Linked DNA regions of Homo sapiens: regions 1, 2, 3, 4, 5 and 6 are each linked to region 7. A link is a loop called in an ENCODE intact Hi-C map of the cell type or tissue named here. Cell type or tissue: PC-3. All regions are shown on one strand.

Region 1 (4,000 bases), 120 kb after region 7:
AGTACAATAGAGAGAGGCACTTTGTAGAGCCACAAACCCACAGACCATGGCCTGCCACATGATCCAATCATTGCCTTTCCTTGGACTGGGACAGGCTGGCAAACCAGAGCTCAAACTATGAGGGGACAGGTGATCCCTGCCCTCACCATGATATGAGTTGAAACTTGTCAGGCCTTCAGGGGTGTGGCTGTGTCTTTTTCACAATCTATTCCCAGGGCCTACTCAGAGCCTGGCCCATGGAGAGTGCCTAAGGGCTACTGACATCCCCAGTGGTGGCAAGTCCTTGTCGGCAGGATGTGTTAGCTGAGTCCAGTGGTCACTGGGCAGGGAGGCCATGTGAGGCGTTCTGAACAGAGAGATGACCATCTAGATATGTCTGGGCTGAGATTCCTCAGTGGCTTCCCGGGAGAAGCCAAGGGGACACCTGGGAAGTCAGCGGCACGGGCTGCAGGAACAGGAAAGGCCACAATGAGGTAAGGCCCCCTCTTGCCTCTATGCTGAGGTGGGATACCTGCAACACATGTTCTTAACATATGTTAACCTTGGTGCTTTCCTCCTGCCAAGAAGCTGTCATGGAGGCATTTAGCAGAGGAAACGGCGTAGGAAACGTTTCTGTTGTACTTTGGGGCACTGTGCAACTAATGGGGCATGTATGACGGGGGCTGTGGGTGGGGGAGGTGGGCCCCCACTGACCCTGCCAAAGCCTGTTTGGTCCAGCACCAGAGGAGCAAGTGTGAATAGCATTTGGCAGCTGAAGCCAAGTCCCCTCGGCTGTCATGTGGGATGAAGCACTGGGGACGGAGGCTGAGCACCTACGATGCACAGGGTGCTGGCTTTGGGCCTCACGCATCTGCCGTCTCCCTGCACCCTCACCACAGCCCTGCCATATAGACATCGTCCTTCCAGTTACAGATTAAGAAGCTGCCTTGAAGTCGGCCTGACTCCAAGCAAATCTAACTCTACTAGAACTCAAAGGAACTCACAGCAGTTTCCTTGGTGCCATGAAGCCAATGAACCCATTTAGGACACGGAGAACAGCATGCAACATGATCTGCAAGTTACTTGTCTGAAGTTCGGGGTTATAAGGTAGCCTAAATGAGGATGACTTTATATGGCAGAGGTCTGGGGACAAAACATCAACTCTTGAGGTTGGGATCAGGCTGTGGTTTTCATCCTAGGAAAGATGTGTATTTTGTGGCTTCTTTCTCTCTCCAGTTGCAAACACAATGTACATAGGCAACGCACACAATGAACACACATATATCTGCATGGATACACTCTCTTTTTTTTTTTTGACAGAGTTTCACTCTTGTTGCCCAGGCTGGATTGCAATGGCACGATCTCGGCTCACCTCAACCTCTGCCTCTTGGGTTCAAGCGATTCTCCTGCCTCAGCCTCCCGAGTAGCTGGGATTACAGGCATGTGCCACCATGCCTTGCTAATTTTGTATTTTTAGTAAAGATGGGGTTTCTCCATGTTGGTCAGGCTGGTCTCAAACTCCTGACCTCAGGTGATCTGCCCGCCTCGGCCTCCCCAAGTGCTGGGATTACAGGCGTGAGCCACCACGCCTGGCCATTGATACACTCTTAAAAGCCCACACACCTATCTATACACATCCTCACTCACGTGTATGAACAGACAGTCACGATGATGCTTACATGTGACACACCCACATACACCTGCTGTGTCCTCTCACCCACATATCCACAGGACTACTTGCTTTATAGACACAGCCTACATCAAATTGCCTTCACACACACACACACACACACACACACACACACACTCCCTCTCAGGTGGACATGCTAACACACATACACAACAGGCTAATCCACATAGCAAGAAAACTCACATTTACACAGCTCTTTCTCTGAGCAAAGAAATTCTATCTTTTCTAGGAGAGAACAGGAAAGCGAGCTAGCAGTTCTTAGCTGCTTTCTGTCATCTCCCACAACTCTCAAAGGCGACGAGCTTTTTATGCAGAAAAACAAAAGCAAAAGAGGGCAGGTTGGAAGTGGCTGGGGGCCTAGTGAGGATCTCTCCGGGGATGAACTGCTCGGTGTTTTTACCCCTCTAGATTTCAGTTTCCGCAAGTGTTAAGTGAGGATAAAACTCCCTTCCAGCCCCTTCCCACGGCCTCTGTGGGTATCATATCATCTGATACAGGGATGGGAAGCTGTTCAGACGAGTCCTGGGTGGGCCCCCTCAAGGCTGAATTCCCTATTACCAGTCACAGAGCCTATTCCAAGGTCAAGCCATGCCCTGCTGGCTTGCGTGGGGAAATGTGGCAGTGACACCCTGAAGGGACATTCATAAGGGTCACACTGTCAGAGCTGCACACGCTGTCACCATGAAAGAGTCTCCCTTATTTCACAGGTGGGGAAACTGAGGCACAGGAAGATTAAGGACCCAGTGCTTAGAACAACGACTGTCACTTCCCAGTTCCCCAGTGGACACTGGAGGAATGACTGTCGGATGCTGCTCTTCTGCCATCTTCCAAGCAGCTCTTGAGGCTTTGAGGGCTTGGAGTATGAGGGACTCGACAAGGCAATATTAAATTTTGTACAAAGACTGTGGGAAATTTGGAGGCTGATCTGTTCCTCTAGTCCTGGGTGACGCAACCACTCTTCCCTGCCTTGTGTCAACACCTCACCCAGGACATGAGAACTCCCCTTCACCCAGCTCATTGGGATTTGCTGTGCTTATGGGTGTACACCCACTACAGGCACGCGTGGGAACACGTGTGTGCACGCACGCACACACACACACACACACACTCTTCTCTCTGTCTCTTTCTCTCTCTCTGTCTACAGACTCACACAAGAAAACCTGTCCAGGTTGGTAATATTTCCAGAAAAAGCAGATACAGGGAGAGGCAGTAGGAGTCCCCAGGCTGCCTGCCCCTGGGGTCCCAAATAACATGTCCAGGTGATTGGTGTTGACATAAACTTTAATGCTGAGTTTCTAGCCAAGCACCGGGTCTCACCAATGTCAGGGTGAACACAGTCTAGTCCCTTCCCTTGTAGAGCTTATATTCCAGTGGAAGGTCACTGTGTGGTCAGCAACATGGAGGGGCAGAGCTTGGAGGAGGGCTAATAAGACACATGTCTAAACAGGGTCCTCTGGGTGCCCTGAAGAAGGAATGATGGACTCCTTCCTGCAGGGGCTCTAGCCAAGACTTTGCCAAGAAGGAGTATGGAAGACTGTGAAGGCCGCTTGAATGTTGCCAAATAAAGGAGTGTGGTAGGGTGTTCTAGGCCAGAGGACAGCATGTGCACCAGCCAGAGGGTGAAGCCTGCAGCATATTTAGGGCAGACAAGGGGTCCTGTGCGACCAGAGCCTGAGACAAGAGGGGCCAGAGAGGCAGCATGGAGACAGGTGAGGAAGAGACTTCAGTGCCTTGCCAAGGGTTTGTCTTTATTCTCTGGATGGGGTAGGGATCATGGGATGGGTTTAAAGAGAGAAGGGACGAGATCAAGTGTGTGGTTGCAAAGGTTACCTGGTGGCCCGATGGAGGTGAGGAAACCGGCATCTAACTAAAGGCACCAGAGGCTGAAGCAAGGAAGATGCAGGGGAGCTACTGCCTTCCTGGCTCTCCCAGGTCAGTCAGGAGGTCCTTGCAATAACTGGGGCGAGACTGGTGTGTTGGAACTGTCCCAAAAGAGGATGTGGGAAGTGAGAGGAGGGATGGATCAGTGAGGGGTCAAGGAGAGGGAGGCGTCAAGGACGGTGGTGGTGGTGCCAGTGCCCCAGGTTTGGCGGGGAGCAGGGCGGACTCACCTTCCCCATCCTGGAGGAGGGGCAGGCAGTGAGGTCACATCCCTCCCCCGGCTGTCTCGGCAGGAACCAGCCATTGTTTGTCAGCCTGTGCTGTCCCAGGAGCTGCGGCTTAGAATATTAAAATCTTTCTCAGGTTTATCTCCTCCCCATCTCGCTCATTTGAAATCCCTGCAACTGGGGGGAGAAAGTTACTTTAATCCTCTGGTTCCTATCAGCCTAA
Region 2 (4,000 bases), 220 kb after region 7:
GTAATTTTTCCCAGGTGGACATTTGACAAAGAACTCTGCTTGCAGTGCAGAGTGGGATCTTAAACATGCTGGTGGCACCTGCGTTATGACATTGTACCTGATTTTCCTAAGAGATGTTGGTACTGCTAAAATGCAGCAGAGTGGGGAAAGGCATTATGGGAACCTTATTACGGTTCATGGAAGAGGGAATGCTAAACTGTGCTTAAAAACCAGAGGATAGAAACATAACGAAATGAAACGCTGAAAAAGTATAGAGACTGGAAAGTGGAAATTGCCCTGGGTAAGTCAAAAAATCATGTGTATTTTCCCTATATTTGCTTTGACTGTTCTACAGACAAAGTTTATTTTTTTCTGATTCAAAAAATTAGTATATACACACACATCAGAAACAAAATTGAAAAATACTGAAAAGAATAAATAAAATAAAAATCTCTCCCCCAGAGATAACCATCATTCCATGTTTTATGTATTTCTCGTGAATCTTATGAACTCACACATGCACACACATACATACATTTGTGTGATGTATTTATGCTACATTTCCTTTCTTCTTGGTTGTACATTCTTTGTTTTTTAATGTTTTTGAAATCAGGATCCTTCTTATAGTAGATTTAATGTTTTCCTTTTTTCTGAACTATTATTAAGCCAGTGATGCCTCTTGATATCAATGCTGTTACAATGGAGGAAATGTGGTATATAGCCACAATATCAGGGTTCCTTGTGCATATATAATTTGGCCTCCTGCTACTTCCATTTAACATTCGATCATGAATATTGTCACATGCCTTGAAATATTTTCTAAAGATGTTATTTTTACTGGCTATATATATTCTATCATAGGATGTCCCAAAATGGACTTAATCCTTTCCTCACTGAAAAACAATTTCTCAACCACATACCAATAATAGAGGCTACTCACACATAGCTTGAAGTGAAACTATACAGCTCCATGTTACCCCTGAAAAGGGGGGTGTCCGTGTGTCCAACAATGAACCAATGGTGCAGAGGTCTTGTCTGTTTCACTGCTTGAGCTGTGGCCAGGCCATGCTGTTTAACCTCATTGGGCCTGGGTTTCCTCCTGTTTAGCATAAGAAGGCTTTCTGGAGTTTTTTTCTGTTTAATGGATGCTGATAGCTAAACCTTGGTTCCCCAACCAGGCTATAGGAAACCAGTAGCTTTGAGGTTTGAGTTGTGTCACTGTGAGGAATTACACAGACCTATCTTGATGCTCCCAAGCCCTGGGGGATGCTGTGTCCTCAAGACGAAGGGCTTATCACTACCCTGGCACTCAGATCCCAGCCTCCTCTCAGAAACTCTGCAAATTGTAATGCAGCTCTGTGGGCAGAGCTGCTAATACTTACCCTCAACCCTATGTAAGGTTCAGCATTTTAGGCCAAATGTAGTTTCCTGATGAAAATATCTTCCCCAGAAAAGCCAGAGCTTGACGTGCAACGGACCAACCAGAGGCTGCTGGGATTCCCATGTTGTGCCTGGCTGCAGCTGTGGGCAGGTTACCAACCCCATTGGGATTTTCATCCAGGCCTGGAGGATGTTAGAGGTGGAAAGGGATTTGGAGGTCAGAGATGTTGCATTACTTAACTTTCCTCTTTGTATAAAATAAGCACTCCTCAAATATTTGTTGAATGATGAGTGACTGAAAATGCTCAGTGTGGCTGCCAAGAAAGGTACCCGAGGAAATCAGAGGGCTTTGATGTTGGGGAAGAATGTGATCTACACAGGTCTGTTTGTCTTGAACATCCTGTGATTCTATGAATTGCATATAAGAGGAAGGAGGGAGGAAGCAGTTTTCTCCTCAGCCCCTGCCACCTAGTGCTTGGGAAAGTCAGTTCACCCTTTGGGGACTCAGTCAACAAATGCATTCATGCAGCAGTGTGATTCATTGAGTGCTGCGGTGAGTCAGGCACAGGTAACAAATCTATAGGGTCACCAGGGACCAGCAGTCAAGGATTCCTGCCTTGTGGAATGAAGAGAGGAGAATTACAGATGACTCCAAAGTTCCTCACCTAGAAACAGGACTGCGGACTCAAGGTTTCCCAGGCAGATTCAAAATTGGGGAAGCTTTCCTGGAAATGAAGCTGTGGAACAGACTTCCCCTCCCCATTGCCCCCCAAAATGCCAACCTACTATGACAAACCAATTGAGTGAATGTTAATGAACTACAGGTGGAGCCTTTAAGGGTGGCTTTGTTCCCTTGGATTTTATATTCATATATGTTTTTGAAGATCAATTTTTTTTTTTAACGGAGTCTCACTCTGTCATCCCAGCTGGAGTGCAGTGGCGCAATCTCGGCTCACTGCAAGCTCCACCTCCCGGGTTCATGCCATTCTCCTGCCTCAGCCTCCCAAGTAGCTGGGAGTACAGGTGCCCGCCACCATGCCTGGCTAATTTTTTTGTATTTTTAGTAGAGACAGGGTTTCACCATGTTAGCCAGGATGGTCTCAATCTCCTGACCTCGTGATCCTCCCACCTCGGCCTCCCAAAGTGCTGGGATTACAGGTGTGAGCCACCACGCCCGGCCTGAAGATCAATATTTTTGTAGCTTCTAATCTCATCTCCTGGAATCTCCTTGGGGCCCCTCAAATGAGTGTTGTTGAAGGCTGATGACAGGAGAAGAGTTTGGGGGGCTGTAAAGCACTAGGATCCCATCTTTCATTGACTTGTGGTGTGACCTCAACACATCCTCCTCCACTTTGGGACTGAAAGTTTCTCATCTGCAAGGGCTGCCAGTCAGGCTGGCTCTCAAGGGGCCTACACTCAAGGATTCTAGGGTTTTGGTCCAGTCATTTCCGGTGTCAAATCCCTTTTGTTTATAAAGTCTACAGAGAAGCTTTGGGCTGCTGAGCCATTGGTGTTGATCCCTCATCCTTTACACACTTAGTGAACACTCTAGAAGACTTTGCCCTTTCCCCTACACCAAATAGCAAGGAGAAAATATTTTAGTAGTAGTGGTGGTGACACTGACCAATTAACCTTCCCTTTGCACCATCCTTGGATTTACAAGGCATGTTGCCATCCACTGTCTCCTTTGAGTTTTACAAATAACCCTTGAAGGAGGGAAGAACAGGGCATATTCTGTCCATTTTGTAGGTGAGGGATTTTAGGATCAGAAAGGTTAAGGACATGTCCAAGTAGGAGTAAATGGTAGAGTGAGTCATCCAGTCCCTGACTCTGGACCCCCTTCTGCTCACCTTGCAGCCAGAGGCAGATAACACATGTCCAATATTAGGTCAAAGGGAGGTAAGCAAAGCCCTGTGGGGAAGGGCAGGAGGTAGGAGTTGAGGAGAGAGGAAGTGGGAGTCCTGGGAGGGTGCAGATCTAGAAAAGCCAGTGCCATAGTGCCAGGCAGAGTACAGGGCATTTCCCCTGGGGGCATGCTCTTCCCTCCTGCCCTTTGTAATTGTGCTTCTGCTGAACTTCTGCAAGACATCTGACGTTACTTTTCTTTCTTTCTTTCTTTCTTTCTTTCTTTCTTTCTTTCTTTCTTTCTTTCTTTCTTTCTTTCTTTCCTTCTTTCTTCTCTTTCTTTCTTTCCTTCCTTTCTTTTCTTTCTTTCTTTCTTTCTCTTTCTTTCTTTCTTTCCTTCCTTCCTTCCTGCCTTTCCTTCCTTCCTTCCTTCCTTCCTTCCTTCCTTTCTTTCTTTCTTTCTTTCTTTCTTTCTTTCTTTCTTTCTTTTTTTTGGAGTCTCACTCTTGTTGCCCAGGCTGGAGTACAGTGGCATGGTCTCAGCTCACTGCAAACTCCGCCTCCCGGGCTCAAATGATTCTTCTGCCTCAGCCTCCCAAGTAGCTGGGATTACAGGCACCCGCCACCACGCCTGTCTAATTTTTGTATTTTTAGTAGAGACAGGGTTTCACCATGTTGGCCAGGCTGGTCTCGAACTCCTGACCTCAGGTGATCTGCCCACATCAGCCTCCCAAAGTGCTGGCATTACAGGCATGAGCCATCACACCCGGCCTGATGTTACTTTTCATGGTTACCA
Region 3 (4,000 bases), 92 kb before region 7:
CTCTGGGCCCAAGGCCCCACCTGGGGTTGCAGAACCTGATTGGGGTTTTGTTTGTGAAGCGCTGGTGCTCGAAAGCAGACAGGGTCCACATGGACCCTCTGTCTGTGTTATTTCAAGTTGTAAAATATTGAGTAGAATATCACTGCTCTTTAACCTAGTCTGAGCTAGCCATGAAGGAGGAAGAATCACAGAATCTGTGAGCATAAAGACCATGGAGAGAATCATTCATTCATCCATTCATCAAACAATGATTACGCAGTCATTTTCCCAGAGCTGGGAGCTATAGGCTATGCAGTGATGGCTGCGTCTCCCATGGTTCCTGCCCTCAACAAATTCACAGTCTAAGAGGAAATACATGTGCTGTATTATTCAATATCATTTTGTGGTATAATAAATTTTCCCTTTAGTTGTTGGCTGTTAATGAGCCAAAGTGCTGGGGCCCACTGAGAAGTGATTGTTCTGCTTGGAGGTGCTGGAGAAAATAGAGAAACTCACATGCCGTAGTTTTGCAGAAGTTCCATTTGAACTGAGTCTTGATGTCTGAATACGAGCTTTTCAGGTAGAGAAGGAGAGGAAAGGGTCTTTCAGGCAGGGGGAACAGCATCAGCCAATTCTTTTTGGCACAGAAGAACAGGGTATGTTTAGTGAGGGGGTGAATGGTCTGGCCTGGGAGGAGGGAAGGGGGCAGGTTGGCACCAGGATGCCGCTTTTAAGGAGTTTAGAGTCTGTTGGATTTATAATCCAAGTCCTTCTCTAGCTAAGCAAATGGAAGTCCACAGCATTGAGATACCCCGTGTAAGTCAGGAGAGACTGTAAATGCCAAGAAGCTATAGGATGGAGAATGGAGGATAGTTTCCTGGTATTTTGAGAAGTAAGAAAGCATATGCAAACATATGTAAATGAGATGCAAGCCGGCACCTGCTCTGCATTGTGTAGTCAGCCAGCTTTCTGCAGCCCTGTGTGTTTCTACAAAGGTGAGAGAGGTGCCTCCTTGTGACTCCAGCTGAGCTACGGGAGATATCAGGGGGTTTCATAAAAAAGAAAAATTACCCCAAGACTTTCCCTGCCAGGGTCCTTTCTGTTGGAGGAAGTGTCCCCTTGGGAGAGAGAAGAGGACCAGAATTTAGGCCTCAGAAGGGAAGGATGAAGCCCCCAAAGTTGCCACCTTCTAGGGAGCCCAGACCTCAGGATTTTGAGGAGTTGGCTCCATCAGTGTCAAGAGGTTTGTGTGGGCAGCTGGCTTGGGAGGGTGGGGGGTTCTCATGCCCTCTGCTCAGGCCCTCTGCTTCACCCCAGCATGCCCCACTCCCCTAGGCTCAGTGTCCCCACGGGAAGGGATCAGTGGGAGCTTTCAGCGCCAATGTCTCATGAGTTGAAGGTCAGTGGTTTTCTCTTGGACTGATGATTGTCCTGCTCTGATCCACCTGACTCCAGAGGGGTGGGTACTGACATGGTGACTCAAGAATGTGGCCTCGGTCTCCCCCTGGGGCCTTGTGGTTAATCCCCTACTCTCCTGTGGTCTGGAACCACTGAATGCAGATTCAAATCTCTCTTTCCTCCATGATTCTATCAAGAAAGAAGAGGGTTGTCATCTCAGTTGACACAGGGGTGGAGGCCCGTGCGTGGGCCCCTGAAGTTTCTAGGGCTGACTCTTCCTAATTTTCTGTGTGGCCTTGAACAAATCCTCTCTCTGGATGTCACTCGCACCTAAGAAGCCAGATACTTCAGGTAAGAGCCCTTTCCTGTTGACAGTTGCCTCATCCTGACCTGCTGGCAGGGTGTGTGGCGGGGAGCTGAGCCCCTTAGGGACAGGGGCTGCTTGACAAACATTTTGGAGGGCTGAGGGGGGCATTGGGGCATCCCCACCTCCAGGAAAACACTGCAGCCTCAGGCCCCTGCAGTAGAGGCACCCCTGGAGGGAGGGAGGGCCAGCTGCCAGGCTCGTGCCCCTTGTGGGTCCAGGGGGCCGACGTTGGGGAGGGCTCTCCGCCATTTCTGGCTGCCCCTCTAGTCCTTCCTCGGGTCTCTTTCATCCTCCCTCCCCTCTCTCCCATCTGCATGCCAGACTTTCCCTCCCAGTCTTTTCTATCTGTGCTCTCTCTCTTATTCTCTGAGTCCCATGGTTTTCTCTCAGCTCCCTGCCTGGCCTCTCTGTCTCCCTGCAGGCCTCTCTCTTTCATCTTCCTCTCCTTGCCTGCTCTGGAAGTCCTTCTCCATGTGTTCCCCTGCCTCGGTATAACCTCTCCTCTGTCCACCTGCACCCACTTTCTCCCCCAGCTTCCCCCACCCAGCTCCCAAGTCCTGAGCGCTTTGGGGGAAACTGAGGACAGGTTTCACCCTACTAAGGATGGAACAGGCAGGACGGGAGAGAATAGCCAGCCTTCAGCAGGTGGCACTGTTGGGTGACTTTTGCTTGTAAAACCTTTTAGCACTGAAAAAACATGCTGGAATCTATTGGCATTTGAGAGGCTCTTTTTTTTAAAAAAATAAAAATAATGACTCTCATTTCCTGGGCATCATTAAACAAGGTGCAGTGTTTGTGTGTGTACGTGTGTGATGAGGATGTATGCACACAGATGTCTGCACCTGAGCCTGTGGGGCTGGAGTGTAGGGGTGTATGTGTGAGCAAATGTCAGGGCCCTGGGTGCCTGGGTCTACATGTGTAGGGATGGGAGTGTCTGTGTGCGACACACACAACCTGTGTGAATGTGGGTTTCCGTATGAACTGGTGTGTACCAGCATGGGATGTGTCTACACGTATGCACCATCACACATGAAAGTATGTGTGTGAGCGAGCAGGGCAGGTCGGGCTGTGTGGGGAGCAGGGTGGTGTGTTTGTGTCTGCGGATGTACCCACCAGCGGAAGCACAGTGGAGGGGAGGGAGAGTCATGGAATTAGGCCTCCAGGTTTCAATTCTGGCTTCACACTGCAGTGGTGTGATTTTGCTGAAGTCTCTGAGCCTCAGACTCTTCATCTGAGAAATGAGATAATAGCATTATCTGGCACTCCGGATGACTGTGAGGATTAAATAGGCTCTTCTGTGTAAAGGGCCTGTCCTGGCATGGGCCCAGTAGGCTCAGGGCCACAGTGTGTCTGGGTGAGAGTCAGCAGGTGTGGCCTTCTGCTCTCCAGCTCCACTGTCTGGCTGGGCTGGACTTGCTGGCCCTCAGGCCTGTGGTGTTGGCCTCTCTAGGGGTATGAAGACCCAGGGGTGGGGATGTCCTGAGGGCTCTGGGGTCTGACCAGCCCTAGTGTTTCCTGGCTCTGCTGGATAGAACCACAGCCAGAATGACCGCCCCCCTGCCCCGCCCCCCAGCAGTGGAGATCCAGCATGCAAGAGCTGCAGTGGCCCTCAGGGGTCGTCGACTCCATCCAGCTCCCAACATAACAGGAGAGGGGAGGGCAGGCCACAGCTCCCCACATAACAGGAGAGGGGAGGGCAGCCCACAGCTCCCCACATAACAGGAGAGGGGAGGGCAGCCCACAGCTCCCCACGTAACTGGAGAGGAGATGGCAGCCCAGAGGGGCCGGTAGCCTGACCTGCGCCCCATCGTAAGTCATGGGCTGGCCACTGTCTGAGGGCTGTAAGCTGGGCTGATTCCGAGGCTGGGGCCCAGAGGCAGAGGCAGAGGCAGAGGGCAGCTCCCTGCCTCAGCTCCTTGCAGTCCTGACTCCACCCCTCCACCCCTCTTCTTTCCTCTTCCTCATCTCTTTGTGGCGACCTTCTGCCTTAGAGCTGAAAGTGGAAAGAGGGCCGCATCTGACTGGTTCTCTACTGCTGTGTAACAACCATACCAGAAGAGAGGGGCTTCGAGCAATGTCTTCTTCTTTTGCTCTGCTCTCTGGGTTGTCTGGGACTCACCTGGGTCTCTCATGTGGTGGCTAAGGCTGGCTTCTTGGGGTCTTTGCCTCTCTTCTTGCAGCATCTCATCCTCCAGGGCCTCTCCACGTGGCTTGGGCCTCTCCCAGCAGTGTGGGCTCAGGGTAGTGATTCTTTTT
Region 4 (4,000 bases), 72 kb before region 7:
CTAGCTCACCCTGCTATCTTCTTCCCCCTCTGCAGACTTCCGGCGCTCTGGTGAAGGTGGTACATGGCAGATTTGGCTTTATCATGGCGGGCTGTGTTCTCATTCCAGCCCTGGTCCCGCAGAGGGCTCTGTATTTCTCAGGTACCTGGGGAGGCAGGATTGACAGCTGCCATCTTCCTGGTCAGTCATTGTCATCACCACTAGTAACATTAACACTATCAAAACAGTGTTTCCACCCTCATAATACCACCTTCACCATACTCACATTGCAATTATTATCATTATTATTACGTCAGTATCGTCATCACCTCCACCATCACCATCATTATCATTTCCATTACCACCACCCTTCTCACCTCCCTCATCATCACCTCCACTACTTCTATCACGCTGATACATCCACAACCAATATTAACACATCACCATCATCACCTCCACCGTCACCACTCTAATCACCTCCACCATCACTCTGACCATCACTATCACCAATTCCACCCCCACTGCCATCATATCTATTACCATGATCACTTCTATCACCTCCACTGTGCTAATAATATCTTGCCCACAGCTGTTATCACCATCACCATCATCACCTCCACTGCTACTTCCACCACCACCACTATCATCACCTCTACCACCACTACCACCACAGTCTCCACTACCATGACTAACTCCACTCAGCCAAACTAACACCATCTTCACCACCATCACCCTCCTCCCACTACCTCCACATCCCAGTACTTTCACTGGTACCTCCACACTAATCTAATCACTGTCTCTCTCAACACCCTCAGAACTATCACTGCCACCCTCACTACCACTATGATCACCACCCTCTCTGCCACCAACACCACTGTCTCCACATCTTCCATGTCAGTGAGGACCTTGACCATCACAGCATCCACACTGTGTCTTTGACATTACTTTTAAAAATCTGAAAGCACCAGCATTGAAAATTTTCATTGCTGTCAGAGTCCATGGATCTGTGGTCCCTATATGGGAGTGTTGCAATAAGCAGAGTGACTGGAGCCCTTGAGGGGAGCAGGGTCCAGGTGACCAGTGCCAAGGGATCTGGAGAGTGAAGCAGAGGGACAGTACAGTAAAACCACTGGTGGGAGCATGAATTTGGAGGCAGATGGAATTGATCTCTGATGCACCATGGGACCTTGAATGAGCCACTTTTCTGAGCCCTAGTTTCCTATCAGTCAAGTGGGACTAATAATACCCCTTCATTGAGTTGAATATTAATTAAATGACAACATGTGTTCTGAGGATCTGCAGAGTGAAAGCTGCCAGTTCTCTGCCGTGATGCCCTCAGATCCTCTTGGATGTCCTTTATGAGCTCCATGCATCCCTGCCCCAGCGCTTGCATGCTTCTCTCCTAACAGCTTGCAGTTGCAACCTTCTTGAGACACCTGCAGGCTATTGCAGTTGCTTTGCTCAAAGGTACTGAGAACCAGAAGTGTCCCAGAAAGGCCTGCAGACAATGATCAGGAGGCCGGAGTATGAAAGCCCAGCTCTTTTCCTTCAAGGCGGGCAAACTCAGAGATGGAATTTACACTGTAGAGCTCCCTGCAGGATCAGGCCTTGGTGGGGACTTCACCTGTAATTGTATCATTGCGTGGCTTCTTCCCTTCCCTGTCTTGTTTTCCCCACTCCCTTTCTGGGTTCTCCCAGGAGCAATTTCATAATGCTTGCATGTGAATTTTCATGTCAGGTCTGCCTGTGACATGACGCATAGCAGGATTTCAATTCACCATGGTTCCCTCCTCCTCTTCTCATGTTCATCAAGTACATTAGCCAATAGAGGGCTGTCACACATATTGTTCATTGGAAGTGTAAGCTAACCCTGGCAGTTTCTTAGAGTGGGAATTATTACGCCCATTCTGCAGGTGCACAACTGAGACCCATGTGAAAGATCACGGAGTTAGTAGGTGGAAAAGGTGAGGTGTAAATCATGTCTTCTGTATTCAAGTCCAGCCTTCTTCCTGCAGTACCAGCCTGCAGAATTCTCTGAGCTCAGGGCTGGCTTAAGCCTGGGCCGGCATGTATAGATGAGATATGATTCTGGATCAGTTGCCAGGCAGAGAGCTCAGACTCCAATCTTCTTTCTCCCTTGCCTTGAGCACCACCTTCCCACCCCTGTACCTAGAGCACAGCTGAATCATACCACAATGGGATCATCTGGAAAAAACAATGACGTGACTGGTTTAAAAGGAAGACCATGCAGTGAAGGAGACCCTGTCCCCTGCTCACATGCTGTGTGACCTTGGGCAAATTGTGAAATCTCTCTGAGCCCTGGTTTCCTTATTTAGTCTTTCCAGCCACCAGGTGGGGCACGGGCTGTTATCCTCCTAATTTTAGAGCTGGCTGAGAGCAGTAATAGATGTTCCGGGAAGGGGAGGCTCAAGCAGAACAGAGAACAAATGCTCTTGTCCTCTTCTCCCAGTGCAAGAATCCCCTGAGCTGCATTTCTGACAATGTACATCTGGCTATGCCAGCGACCTTGCGCTCTTGCAGAGGCCCTTTCTGGCTCAGGCTACCAGCATTCTTCCCAGAGAGCCCACTGGCCTTCCACTGGGTCTGGTGGGATTCCTGGAGGTTGTTCAGATGACCATGCCTTTCAGGGATTTGAGGACAGCTTCCTGTGCCCTGAAGTCTGTTCTTTCTTAGCCCCAATAAGGGAGCATAAAGTAGCTGCTTACACATTCCTTTCATCCCCAGATCATTCTCCTCTGGGTCTCTGCTCACAGACCTTCCATCAAGAAATTCACTACAGTGTGTTGGAACAGTCTATGTACCTGACTACCACACAAGGTATGCTCCTTAAGGACAGAGATCTCATCTTAGTCTTTAAATCTCCACAGCCCAGCCCTGAATCTGGCTCAGTGGAAGTCCTCAAACGCAACAGAATAAAGTGGACTTTGAAGTCAGGAAGACTTGCATTAAAATCCCAGCTTTACTGCTAGTTAGCTGTGGCGTCTTAGGCTGTTTTTTTTTTGTTTTGTTTTGTTTTGTTTTTTTGTTTTTGCTTCTTTAAGCTTCAGTTTCCTCATCTGTGAAATGGTCTGATAGTATCACTTATTTCACAGGGCTGTTGTAAGGATCAAATGGCATCATGAATGGAGGGTACCAAGTCCTGCACCCAGCCTGCAGTGACTAGCACCTGCTCCCTGCTGAACATGGTGGCTGGGGCTGGACATGGTCCTTGGGGGTGTGATCTGAGCAGCCTGCAGCATTCTGGGCCTTTCAACTGCCGCATCCTGGTACCAGTCTCATGCTTCCTGGTACCCTACAGATGGCTGTCTCCTGGTGGAGTCACCAGGTTGGAGGGGTCCTCAGAATGCCAACAGAACAGAGCAGCCCTGAGCTCCGGCACCTGTCACTGTGGCTTGACTGGATACATATCTCCAGACCAAGGCAAGCATCTCTGGCAGAACCCACTGTGGAGATCCTAAATTGGCACCCCGTAGAGTGAGCTGTCTGATTCTACAAAGGCAGTATTTCTAGGTTTCAAAGGAACTGAATAATTTAAAATGCACAAGACAAAAAGTGGGATTAAGGTGATCTGATAGGCTCTCCAGGCTGGGGTATCAATTATACTCTCAACTCGTAAAGCCTTATTTGTGAGATTCAGAATTTATTATCTGTCTGAAGCACTAATTACCAGGTTTCTCTCTTTTAATTTTACAGGTCTCTTCTCAGATTTATTTTTCTCTTTTTTCCCTCCCACTGGGGACAAATAGCTTCCATTCCTGAAGGGAAGTTGCCTGCTTGGAGATGGACAGAGGAAGATATTTGGGTTCAGCTTATCCCCTCTGGGCACTTTGGGGGAAGCAGCATGGGTTGGGGCAGGAGAACTCTAATGTGTATGTGTTAATAAACTTACTGTTTTCTAAAATTTTGTCAAAGGTATGCATGTTTATAGTTTAAAGAGGTGAAGAGTTCCATGTGGCCTACTGTATTTTTCCTTCCTTGTATAACTTTTATTTTCCTAGGA
Region 5 (4,000 bases), 160 kb after region 7:
CCCCGGGGTGGGTCCCCATCACAGTGCCAGAAACTGCTCGCCTTCTATGGCCTCTTTTCAGCCCTGGAGAAGCTCACATTCTCTTTCCAGGGCAAAGGCGGGCCTGCAGGCTGCTGCAGCTGCCCTTGGCCTCACCCCACTCCGGCCAGCCTCCTGTCCTGAGTTCTAAGGTGGGACAGGTTCAGTTCCTACTCTAAGTCCCCACCCCCTTCCCCCACAACCCAGGGGACATGTGATAAACTCTTCTGGAAATTTCTGTGCCTCATGGTGGGCTTGGAGTTTCTGCAGTGCAATGGGCCTCCAACTGGGGAAGGAAGCATGAGTCTTCTCTCTGTACAGGCACCCCAATCTCTGCAAGAGGTTCTCTGGAGCCCCTGCTAGTAGCTTACAGGAGTGCACGGAGCAGCCGAGTCACAGTATTTTACGTAAAGTTTCCTCCACATTCACATCAATTCTCTTTCTTCTGCTTAAGCAGGGTGGATGTGGACTGAGGAGGTGAGGAGCAGGCAGTGTAGAAGCCTCTTAACAAATCCAGGAGGAAGGAACCTGGTAGCTATACCCCTTGGATGGTAGGGGCATTTGACACCCATTGTCCTGGGCTTTGGGGTTTCAGTGGAAGGAGTCCCACTCCTATCCAGTCCCTTAGGAGAACAAGTCCTAGATGTAAGAGATTGGAAACTCCCTGAGCACAAGGGGCATGGGCTCTGTTTTCCTCTCCCTTCACGTACAGCTACTAGGCCAGAGAGAGCCCAGGCTCTGGAGTCCTGTGGACCCAAGTTCAAGTTCCTGCTCAGTTACTTACCCAGCTGTGCATCTCAGGGAAGTGACCCAGCCTTTTCCAGTCTCTTTCCTCTGCCGGCTTTTACGTGGGAGTGGAAGGCAAGGAAAAAAGTGCCTGCTGCAGAGTCAGGTCCAGGGACACACCAGCCCTTGCCCCCACAGCATTTTGGGGCTGGCCCCATCCTCTGAGGATGCTGGAAGCATGCGGGTGACACTCTGGTGAAGGCTGTGGGTTTCTCCTCCAGCGAAGTTTGTTATAGGATTCAGGTTAAGAATCTCTGTCTGAACTCTCAGTGGCTTATCACCGAATTACACGAAATTGTTTGGTAAAGGAACAGCAGAAAGAGAGCCAAAAGATATTGGTAGCTGATTGGGGTCCCTGAGTCATCTGAGATGGTGACTAAGTAACCCAGCACTTTGAAAAGCCTGGACCTAAATTCCCAGGGGAATTTTTTCCCCACATGCCCTTCCCACAACATACTGGGCTGGATCCAATCCCACCTAGTACTGTTCAAATGCAATCCCTCTTGTGCATTGAGCAGTGTGCTGTGGCGCAGTCTCAGTGATTCCTAAAGTTGACTAAAACATGCCTTCTAAAGGGAAAGCTATCATTGCAGACCCCCAGTGTTGATAAGAATTATTTTGATCATATTGTTACTTAAATATATACAAACATAAAAGTAAGTATAAATCTCTTATGCTTTTAGCTCTTACACAGCTGTAAAACCAAAACACAATTACAAATTAAATGCAAATAAAGCTACAAAACCATTAAAATTCAAATTAATGGCATTAATTTAATGTGACAGATGATGTTTTGCTGAAAGTAAAACAACCAACGTTGGGTTTAATAATAGAAGGATACATTCCCATTTAAGTTCCGCTTGTTATCAACTAGATCATTTTGATGTTTGGACATGCTAGACCATCATTAGAGTTATTATCAATATTATTATATTTTTCATGTATTACAATGAACACACTTCTAAACACAGACCTAGAATTTTGATGAAGCGATCAACTTAATAGAGCACTTCAAAATATAATAATTTAAAATATATAGAAATATGTACCATTTAGTAAGACTATATACCATTTACCATTTCCAGCTGCTAGTGTTGTCTTGCAAGTTGTTGCAAACCAAGGTGGCATTCACTCAGGCACCTGCTTGCAAAACAGTGACTACAATTCTACCAGCTTCAATGCAGAGCAGCTTATTTGTGGCATGTCTGTGTCCCCTGTTCTGTTTGATGACTCAATCCTCCCTCCACTTATCTCTGTTTGAACAATTGCTAAACCTTTGTTTGTACAGCAGTCCATGAAGTCATTTGGCCTTCATTTTGCAAAAACATGATAGTAAACCCAAATGCAAATGTGAACTCTGCATTCCTGAAGCATTAGTTGGTGATAATATGATCATCCACACACAACCCCAATAGGGTCTCACTGATATTTTTCAATTTTTAAAATGAAAATATCAGAATAAAAAAAGACTCTCATATCACTCAAGGGCCCCTGACAGTACATCTGTGGATCCCACTTTGAAATCCCTGGTGCAGTGAAAGGAGGTCTGGCCTGGGAACCCAAGACTCGAGTTTTCGTTCTAAGTCCCTCATTGACCCACTGTGTTCTGTGGACCAATTTCCCCCTTTCTAGACTTCATCTGCTCATGATCAGTAATTGTCTTGCATTTTGGTCATCATCACATTTATCTCACCTGATCCCTCCCTGAGGTCGGTATGACTGTCCTCAATGACAGATGGGGGAAATTGAGACCCAGGTACACATCTGGTGAGTGAGGGGATGGGGTTAGGAGGCAGAGCTGGCTGACTCCAAAGGCACCACATGGCGGTGATTCACAAAACTGAGGCGCCCCCAGAGCCCTGCCAGATCTCTCAGGCTGCCCTGGAGAGCTTCAGTCTCTGATGACCCATGTCTTGGGACCCATGCCTCCTCTCAGCCACACATACACATATGGTCCCAGGCACAGCCCTGGAGAAAGTGGGAGAACAGCCTTGATTCATCCTCATCATCCTCCGATGACCCCACCAGCCCAGTGTTCAGCTCTGAGACAACATCCACCACCCCAGTGACAGGGGAAATTTCCCCAGCTAAATATCAGACACAGGTCCTGACAACTGAAGTTTTCTGATGGGTAAATTCATGTTTGTTTATTTATTTTGATGAAAAGACAGGTCTAAGTCTATAATTCAAATCCCATTTTATACACATGCATATGTATGTATGTATGCATGCACACATATATAAACATATATACATACATGTGTGTATATACATGTGTATGTGTATAGACTTTCCTTGGTGAAAGAGAATGAAATTTGCTTGAATTGGAGCTGTGCTGGACACAAGATTTGTGGTTGCCTTTTTGAGCTGAGGTATAGCTCCACTAGGGAAGAGTCTTCAGAGAGCAGCTGCCTCCCTGGGTCCTCAATCACTAACCTCTCTAATCTTTGGTGCCAGTGAGACTGTAGCTTGGGTTCCTCCCCTTGGAAACCAGAAAGACTCCTCATCTTATCTCAGAAGGCCCTGCAGGCACCATCACTCTTGGAATCCTCCCTCTTTCAGAATTGATGTGTGTGTGTCTGCAGCCTTGACATGTAGAGTGATGTCCAGGGCTTTCTGGAATTCTGGTTCCAGTGGGAAATTCAACTTGGTTCTAGGAAATGATGCCATTGGATTCATTCTATTCACAGGCAAGGAAGCAATCTTTAGGGAGGACCTGCTTTAACAACCCATCTTTCCTCCTTATGGATCTTAAGTTTTTAAAAGATTATTTCTTCTAGAGGGAGTTAAGTGATAATGAACTCATTCTTTCATTTTTATGAAACAAAGACATTTATACTTGACCATCAGAGATTCTAATTGGCATGTGGCTCATGCTTATGAGACCTGCAGAGTTGATAGAATCGCAGCTAAAACAAAGACATTTGACATTTTAGTTATTCATGCAGCCTTGCTCAGGGCACATGTACAATGATCATTAAGCTGTTTGAAATAGTGATATTCCAGCACTTGTGAAAAGAATATACTAGTGCCCACCAATCCAACATTGTGTCCCAGGAGAACTCAGGAACAGGTGGGTGAATGCAATTCCAGCTACACTTGTTCGACTGCAGGAAAACCCTACAGGTTGCTGGGCTGCAGTGGGGGAGGTAGGTCTTTGCTCTTGAGGGGTTCCTGATCTGTGAGCCAAGCCATT
Region 6 (4,000 bases), 670 kb after region 7:
GTCAGCACTGGCCCTGGGGTGGACCCCTGTGAGGCTGTGTGGTTGCCAGGGAAGCCAGAAGAAATGACTTACTCCTGCCCCTGCCTCTAATGTCATGCGGTCACAAGTCCCCAGAAGGTCTGGGCTGGCCTGGGCCCTTGCCCTCCCCACGGTGGGGGCTCACCCAGCCTGGGCGCGCTGGTCACACTCAGCTCTGGCCAGGCATGAGTCAGCACTGTCAGCCTGCGTGTGGCCACAGCTGGCTGGACGCTGAGGCCAGCCAGGCCGGGCCCTGGAGGTCTGCTGGGGCCCTGGGGCCTCACTAAAGGGGAGAGGTGGCCCCAAATGACCCACAGGATCACACAAGAGAGAAGAAAAAGGACTAAATAGAGAAAAGCCAAGTACAAAGTAAGAATCTCAAAACTTAAAGTGGCAGACGCAAATTCAGAGTCAGGAAAATTGGCCACACAACACAAACAGACACACACACACGGGTCACTAGCACACGTGTAACCCCCACTCCAGACAAACACCATATGCAGAAGACACACATGCCATATATACACATCCTCGCAGTGTCCCTGTGTCACGCGGAAAAAGCCACGCCTACACAACTCAGCAGACACACACTGGCATTCCCAGAGGATGAGCCCACACAGGCGCCGCAAGCCCGCCGCAGGTCCCGCATGCACTGCCTGTCTGTGACAGATGGCTTCTGTCCAACCCAAGGGTCCGGCCCACAGCCCTCGGCTCACACGGCCATACAAGTCTGGGGACATCATGTCACGCTCGCTTACTCTAAGGGCCCTGAGGCTTGTGAGGGCTGTGGTCAAAGACAGGCCTGGGAACTGGGGTCCTGAGCACCCTAGCCCAGCCCAGTCCCGCCCCGCGGAGGGGCCCGACTGAGCTGGGCCGCGCGCCCCAGCAGCCCCAGCAGCCGCCGCCCACCTCGGCCAGCCTGGCTTCTGCGCCCCGCCAGGAGGTCGCGGAGCGGAGCGCGGCCAGGAAGTGAGCTGAGAGTGACAGCTCCCCCCACGCTGTTTGTTTATTCATGACTCATTCTCTCCACACACTGGCTCTTCTTTCTTTCGGGAGGAGGGGAGAAAGGAGCGGGAGGGCGGGCGGGCAGGGGAGAGGCAGGCTCCACAATAAACAATGAGGCAGCTGAGCCGGTGGGGAGGGAGGAGCCCGCGCGGGGCGCAGGGCCGGGGCTGGGGCCGGGGCGCGGTGTTTCCAGGCCGGCCGGCCCGAGGCTTGCGCTCCCGATCCCCGATCCCCGATCCCCGATCCCCGCTCCTCCCGGCCCCGCCCGGCCCAGCCCGGCCCGGCCCGCCCGCCGCCACCTCCCGGCGACCGGGCAGTAGCAGCCGTAATTGGATCCTCGCTGCCTCCTCCCAGCTCCCCGCCCCCAATCGGGGAGCGGGTAAATGCCGGGTACCTTGGCAAAACAGTCGGATCCAAACCTATTATTTGACTAATGGGCTTCCCTCGTGCGGCTCCGCAACGCCCTGCAGACTCGCCCCTCCCCCCTGCCCCCTCCCCAGAGATGGCTCCCCTCAGCGGCGCGGCTCCGGATAACTGGAGGAAGCGCGGGTTCCGAGGCTTCAAGGGCCTCATTGTTCTGCCTGGAGGGGCACATTGAAAATGCTCCAGGGTTTACTTCCTGTGAAAACAGCCTGGGAGGGAGGGGGCGATCCACGGTGGAAAGACATTATCCTCCTGGAAGCCGCCCAGATTACACAGGGAGAAAAAGGTTGTTTTGATTGTTGCTGGCTCTTTCTTTCTTCCTTCCTTTTTCTTTCTTTTTCCTTTTTTTCCCCTTCCCTCCTCTCTTTTGCTACCCTCCCCGGGCCAAAGATGAATCTTTACTGCTGTGGAGCAAGTTGGAAATGTGGGGCTGTTTTCTGCATAAATAAGGCTGGTGAATGGCAGAGCCAGATATAAAGTCTGATTCAGAGAAATTCAAAAGAATGCAGGGGCGATGAGGTGGGCAAATCCAAGAAACTCATTTCCCCAGCATGCCCCTCTGAGTCACGTCTTGCACCATGAGGGGAAAACACATCACGCCACAATATGTCACATGCCTGCCGCAAAGGAGCAGGCCCGGTGGGAGTCACACAGCTCCTTCCTCCCCAGCCTGGCTCTGCAAGTCCAGAACCACAGAGAGCAAAGTGTCAGCCGGGAAGAGGCGAGGGTCGGTCCCACCAGGCTCCAGGTCAAAGCCTTCTCCTAAGTGAGCTGGGGCAGGAATAGTACTATAGCAGCAGCGCACCCTTGCACAGCGCCCACTAGGTGCAGGGGCCTGTTCTGCGTGCTTTCCATATATTCCCTCATTTAATCCTCACCACGACCCTGCAAAGCAGGTGCTTTTACTCTCCTCTTTTCCAGGTTAGGAAGCTGAGCCCAGAAAGGTTAAGGAATTGCCGAAAGCCACACAGCTGGTGAGCAGGGAAGCCAACCCAGCAGGCTGGCTGCGGGGTCCACGAGCTTGGCCACTGCACTGACACTTCCCAGCTTCCTCAGACTTGTTATTGGAAAGTGGAGACAGTGACACCAGCCTCAATGGGAGCTCAGGAGGGTGCATTAGGAAAATCCAGGCAAACTGTTCAGGACAGCACTAAGCATTAGCTCATGTTGATGGTGCTATTGTTTTCAAATAAACTGGACCCATAAGAACAATTCCTTCCTAACTCACAGGGTTGTCTTGAGGGTTAGGAGAGACCAATTCAAGAGGCCGTCCCCAGGGCAATGCCTGGCCCTCGGCAGGTGCCCGTGGATATTGGTTTTCTTCTGCTTTCTCTGCCTCCTTTTCCCATCCCTTCTCACTCAACCTGAAGATTCTTGTCTTGAGATTTTCCCATGTACCACCCAGCAGAGTAACCATACAGGCACCTCTCCCAAGATCCTCAGCCCCACTGCCGTTCCTGTCAAACTGGGTGGAACTCTACATGGGCCCAGAGTGCCAGCCTTACGCGGGCCTGCCCTGACCACTATGCGGCGACTTCAAAGTGGCTCCCCCAGCCCCTGCCCCCTCCACCTGCACAACTCCATTTGGCTCCGTTCAGCTTGTTCTTTTGGCCACAGCCTCATGGCCCTCTAACACACTCTACAATTCACCTCTGACCGTATTTGTGATGTTTTCTGTCCCCCACCTCCTCCAGCTAGAGTGTAAGACCCACAAGAGTGAGGATTGCCACTTTGTTCACTGATGCATCCCAAGCATAGGAAGCCCCAGTGAGTGTCTGCGGAACGAATGAATTCCCGCTTGTTGACCACTCTTCCCTGCCCGTTGCCTCCTGTATTCACCAGAGAAACTCCCACTCATCCTACAGACCCCTGCCTCTTGGAAACCCTGCCCCATGCCACCCACCCCTGCTTCCTTGCTGACAGCTCACAGTGCACCCTCCTTTAGTCATATCCCTTGTCACTGCGCTTTGCCTCACCGACCTTCCTTCCCAGACCTCCCCACTGGCCCTTCTGGGACCCCACTTCCTTTAAGAGCACCCCCTCTGTCCTCAGCCTTGTGATGGAGGCTTTGCCGCTGGTGACCCATCTCCTCTATCCTCTCTGGGGCGGCTGTTTCTGTTCCTACATCTCACTCCCTTGTGTGGTTCCCAAGATCCCCACATCCCTTTCACATCCCTAGGGGTGTTTCCAGACTGTGAGGCCATCAGACCCTTTCTTTTTTTTTTTTTTTTTGAGAGACAGGGTCTTGCCATGTTGCCCAGGCTGGTCTCGAACTCCTAGGCTCAAGTGATCTGCCCACCTCAGCCTCCCAAAGTGCTGAGTTTACAGACATGAGCCACTGCACCCTGCCCTAGAATGGGATTTTTTTTTCTCATTTAGGGTTCATGCCTCCTGATTCTACTACTTTCCCCTCTCTCCCAACCTCTTGGATCCCACCTTCCTAGCCAGCATCTTTTGCTCCTGAACTACCCAGCCTCAGGTCGCTGCCTCTCCTTCCCTGTCCAAGGTCTGCCAGCAGCTGATGGCCTTCAGCATCCATGTGGGTGACCCATCC
Region 7 (4,000 bases):
CTGGGTTTCTTGGGGATTTCGGGAGTGCCTGTGTCTCCACGACCTGGGCAGTGCTCTTCTGAGAGGACTGAGGGCTGGGGAGGCAGAGAGAGCAACGACAGGCTACCAGCATTGAGAAAGAAGGCCTCAAGGCCACATTGAGAAGGACACTACGCTCTGGATCACAGGCTGAGCCCTGCATTCTTGACATTGGAGCCCTTCGGGAGTGCCAGAACGAGCAGTCCCTCTCCTGGAGGAGCCTGCCTTCCCACCACGGAGGCTAACACCACAACAGCCACAGTGAGCCACCCCTTCTGCCCATCTTCTTACGTGTCAAGCACTGTGTTCAGTGCCTTCACAGGTAACTTCGATAAGTCACGATGGGCATGCTGCGACTAAGTTGGTACTGATATTCTATTGGTTTTAAATGGGGAAACTGAGGCTCAGGAAGGTTCAGTATTTTGCTGGAGGTCACACAGCCAGGCAAGGGCAGAGCCAAGATTTCAGTTTCAATCTGTCTGGCTTGGAAGACTTCCTTATCTTGTGGCAGCATCTCCAGAGATCATGGGTCAGCCTCTTCTTGCCAGAGGCGTGTGTGTGTGCACAGACACATACACGCTGAGTGACAGAGGGACAAAAACAGTGAGCACCCACCCAGGCACTGTGCTCGAAATTCTTCCTGCAAACCTGCAAGGTAGGTTCTAATGATGTTCCCATTTACCCCTAAGCTTGCGCGGTGGCACGATTTACCAAGCATCACCGGCTGCCCAGGGTGACCTAGGATTCCAGCTCAGGTTTCTCTGACACTGATGTTGACCCTAGTGTGCTTCCGTGTGATCTTGCTTCTCTGGCTACTGGTGTTCTGCGGGTCTTGGACAGGTGAGGCAAACTAGGGCCAAATACTGCCCTCTGCCTGCCTTTGCATGGTCCCTGAGCTGAGAATGATTTCTACATTTTTAAAGGGTTGTAAAAACAAAACTCAAAGATTATGTGGCAGAAATATACATGGCTGGGCAAAGCCTAACATATTTACTTCCTGGCCTTTTAGAGAAAAAGTTGACGACTCCTAGCTTAGGGTCCTGAGGTCCAAGGAGGAACTCCTGGTCCTGCACATCTTCATCCTCCACATTTGGTGGTCCCAATGCTGCATGCGAGCTGTGGCTGTGGACTCAAAGCACTGTGGTGGGGGACATTTTAAAAATGAGCTGTAAAAATCTGCCACACTTAGGGCACTCATTTTCCCACTTATATTTTGGGGGGATATCTGTACCCAGGGAAAAGCTCAGTGATCCTTGTTGGATTTCTAGGGTGAAGGGCTTTTATCTCAGCATGGGGTCAAGTGCAGCTATGTGTGGGTGGCAATGAACTTCAACATCTAGCGTGATTCCCCTGCAAATTGGAAGGCACCAGTGCCACCCCAGGCACCAGCCTTGAGTGTCAGGCATAGTGCCAGGTGCACAAGAAGAAAGCAAGGTCCCTGCGGATCTCATACAGCCCAGTCTGGGGAAGCAGGGGAGCCCCTCTTGGGTATCCGAGTTGGAAGAAGAGGCTATGAGAATGGGAGGAGGGGCAGGGAGGACAGCCAGGAAATGCAGGCGGTGACACCTGCGCTGTGCCCTGAGAGATGAGGCGTTACGCGGACTTGGGGGAAGGGACGTGGGGAAGTTGGTGCTGGCCAGGCGCGGCGGCGGGAAAGGCCCTGGGCAAAGGGGCCCAGAGGGGCGGCGGAAAGTGGAGCGGGGCTGTAGGTGTCAGCAGAGACGCGGCTTTGGGGCCGGCACGGCCCGCCCCTCGGCCCGCGCGGCCATTGTCTGCGCCAGGCGCCGCCTTGGCAGCAGAAGGTGACATCTGGTGACTAATGGCCGCGGCTGCGCGCCGCGCTCCTCCCTCCCGCAGCGCCCGGGGCGCAGCTGCCGCGCCGCCTCCTCCCCACTCTTCTCCCCTCCCCTTCCCTCCGCTCTGTGGGCCAGCGCGGGGGCGCGGGGCGGGCAGGATCGATGCCCTGGTTTCCGAAGGGCAGAGGCCGCCCGACCTCCAGCCGGCCGGGCCGCCCCGCCCCGCCCCACCATCGCGCATGCGCGTCCTCCAGAGCGCTCCCTTGGCAGCCAGCCCGCGAGGACGCGGCTCCCCGCCAGGGGCAGTGCAGGGAACAGTCATGCCTCCCTGCCCCCGGACGGCCTCACTAGCGGCTGCAAACACCGGCCCATACCGGAGCCTATATGCATGTGCATTAACTCGCAGGTGCACGAACCCACGGTCACACGTGCTGTCATGCATTGTACACCTGTGCTTGTTCATGCGTGTTCACAGACGCATACGTGGGGGCCGTGCTCGCCCACAGACTTACCTCCAAAATGTCTTTGAGTGTGTTCACATAGGTACACGCATCACGTGTGGACTCGCGCAGCCATGCACTGCTTACACACTCAAATATAGGAACACCCATGGGCATGTCTATATATACACTCACAGGCACAGCAAGTGATGCCCTTGTTCTTGCCAAAGGTTGAGGGAGGGACAAAGCGCCTAATTTAGATCTGAGACAGGATCTAGTGTGGACTAGGTACCCCTCTTCCCCAGTGTTTACACTACTTATAAATTAGTTGCGTTTGAGAAACTACATAAAAAACCTGGAGATTTCACCTATAGATCTGGATTTCTGGCTTCTTTTGCAAAATCAGAAGCTCGGGAAAATTAAGGCATACTCCCAGCTTATCACAATGCGCTGGGGCTGAGCTGCAGGGTATCCCTCAGTCTGTGATTAAAGTTCCCCTACCTCCACCCAAAGGCCCCCTCCCCATGCTGGTTCCTTCTTCCCTAGCCAGGATTTCCCACGTGGAGCCTCAGCCCTAGCCCTGACTTTGGAGCTGGGCTAACTAGCTTTAGCCCTGATGTCCACAGCAAGGAGATCCTCTCCACTGTATGATGTTGGGGGGGGGGGTGCTGCCAGCCATAAGGAATCCCTCTGCAGTCTGCAAAGTACCCTCTTCACGCAAGGACGTGGTTCACCACAGCAGAACCACGTGTGGTTCTGCTGACAGCTCCGAGAGCAGAGCGCTAGTGCTTCCATCTTATAGTTGAGAAGATGGCGGCTTGGGAGTAATGATATTACCACCTAGTTGGAAAGTGCAGATGGGGTTGCAATCACTGTAGCTGAAGTGTGGGAGGGGGAGCAGGGTTCCTCTACTTTAAGGTGCCCCTGAAGCTGGCTCCTGCCTGGCTCTGGCACATCTGTCTCCCCTCTCTGATATTGTTCCTCTCAGCCTCTGGCCTGGTGGGGACGCCTGGTTCACTGAGGGAGAGGCCAGTTCCTGAAGCTTCTGGGTGTCTGCATGATGTCAGGCTCTGGCTAAACTAGCGAGTGGCAGCCCAAGAGGCAGTGGGGAGCTATGTGGATGTTAGTGTCACCCACTGCCCACCAGTCCTGGTGCCCCTTACTCCTGCATCATCTCATCCACTCAAGGGCTCTGGCTACCTCTGAGGGCTGACACCCTGCCCAGTGGCTCACCTGAGCGCCTGTCTCACTTATTCTTCTCCACTGGAAATCTGGCATGTCCTTGACTCTCAGCATGTCCAAAGCCAGTCTGTGAAGTGGGGTGACCTCAGGTGGGGTGTCCAAAGTGGGTATAGCCTGAGCTCAGATCCCAGCTCTCCTTCTCCCTCCCTGTGTGACCCTGGACAAGTAATTGCCCTCTGTGCCTTCAGTGTCCTCCTCTGCAAACTGAGAACCATAATAGTACCTGCTTTGAGGATTGCCCAGTGAGGATTAATTGAGGAAATTTACACAAAGCAATCTGTGTGGTGCCCAACACAGATCCGGTGCTCAGTCAATACCAGTGCTTTTTAACTTTAGCTGGTTCTTCCTTCCGCTGCTCCCACCTTGGTTGGTTTGTACTTTCACCAACCCAGGACAGGATGCTGAGAATTACTCCTGCTCCTCTCTTTGCATCTTCCACACATTCAGTCCTGTCAATTTGACCTCCCCAATATCTCTGGAGTCTGCGCTCTCCTCTCACCCAGG

Evidence for each region. A loop is a pair of places that touch in the nucleus more often than their neighbours do. Peaks named below come from ENCODE experiments on the same cell type or tissue, not always from the same donor. Only the 100,000 strongest peaks of a DNase experiment are listed, where the experiment ranks them.
Region 1: it touches region 7 in a loop (2.2-fold over the local background); 6 of 110 quality-filtered maps call a loop at or near these places.
Region 2: a loop joins it to region 7, with 9 times the contacts of the local background. A loop is called at or near these places in 6 of 110 quality-filtered maps.
Region 3: it touches region 7 in a loop (11-fold over the local background); 34 of 110 quality-filtered maps call a loop at or near these places.
Region 4: it touches region 7 in a loop (7-fold over the local background); 6 of 110 quality-filtered maps call a loop at or near these places.
Region 5: a loop joins it to region 7, with 11 times the contacts of the local background. A loop is called at or near these places in 3 of 110 quality-filtered maps.
Region 6: a loop joins it to region 7, with 12 times the contacts of the local background. A loop is called at or near these places in 18 of 110 quality-filtered maps.

Annotation. Positions count from the first base shown.
Region 1 is chr10:78,417,409-78,421,408 of GRCh38, forward strand. No RefSeq gene overlaps it. Among named protein-coding and RNA genes, the nearest start is that of LINC00595, 150 kb to the left of the region's middle. RefSeq lists enhancers at 3,286-3,787, 3,788-4,000. In PC-3, a CTCF peak has its summit at 2,424; no DNase peak of the experiment used is centred here.
Region 2 is chr10:78,519,420-78,523,419 of GRCh38, forward strand. No RefSeq gene overlaps it. Among named protein-coding and RNA genes, the nearest start is that of LINC00595, 250 kb to the left of the region's middle. In PC-3, a CTCF peak has its summit at 1,819 (motif pointing left); a DNase peak (open chromatin) is centred at 1,872; H3K27ac peaks cover 1,275 bases.
Region 3 is chr10:78,209,271-78,213,270 of GRCh38, forward strand. No RefSeq gene overlaps it. Among named protein-coding and RNA genes, the nearest start is that of LINC00856, 37 kb to the right of the region's middle. RefSeq lists enhancers at 2,767-3,323, 3,363-4,000. In PC-3, a CTCF peak has its summit at 2,366 (motif pointing right); DNase peaks (open chromatin) are centred at 1,460 and 2,391; H3K27me3 peaks cover 1,104 bases.
Region 4 is chr10:78,229,834-78,233,833 of GRCh38, forward strand. It overlaps LOC124902467 (a long non-coding RNA gene), which reads left to right. Exons shown (of 2, transcript XR_007062210.1): 1 at 1-2,817; 2 at 3,093-3,901. Among named protein-coding and RNA genes, the nearest start is that of LINC00856, 17 kb to the right of the region's middle. In PC-3, a CTCF peak has its summit at 2,331 (motif pointing right); a DNase peak (open chromatin) is centred at 2,338; H3K27me3 peaks cover 2,173 bases.
Region 5 is chr10:78,457,118-78,461,117 of GRCh38, forward strand. LOC107984245 (a long non-coding RNA gene) reads right to left here. Exons shown (of 3, transcript XR_001747513.2): 1 at 803-4,000. Among named protein-coding and RNA genes, the nearest start is that of LINC00595, 190 kb to the left of the region's middle. In PC-3, no CTCF peak of the experiment used is centred here; DNase peaks (open chromatin) are centred at 1,174 and 2,044; H3K4me3 peaks cover 1,816 bases; H3K27ac peaks cover 3,490 bases.
Region 6 is chr10:78,972,679-78,976,678 of GRCh38, forward strand. All of the region lies in intron 5 of ZMIZ1-AS1 (ZMIZ1 antisense RNA 1), which reads right to left. Among named protein-coding and RNA genes, the nearest start is that of ZMIZ1-AS1, 93 kb to the right of the region's middle. RefSeq lists enhancers at 1-413, 1,968-2,017 and silencers at 697-816, 857-926, 1,097-1,586. In PC-3, CTCF peaks have their summits at 802, 2,255 and 2,460; DNase peaks (open chromatin) are centred at 643, 1,043, 1,523, 2,093 and 1 weaker place; H3K4me3 peaks cover 2,246 bases; H3K27ac peaks cover 2,714 bases.
Region 7 is chr10:78,301,449-78,305,448 of GRCh38, forward strand. It overlaps LOC124902468 (a long non-coding RNA gene), which reads left to right and starts at 565. Exons shown (of 2, transcript XR_007062212.1): 1 at 565-673. RefSeq lists a silencer at 1,608-2,217. In PC-3, CTCF peaks have their summits at 891, 2,132 and 2,341; DNase peaks (open chromatin) are centred at 891 and 2,003; H3K4me3 peaks cover 1,602 bases; H3K27ac peaks cover 703 bases; H3K27me3 peaks cover 713 bases.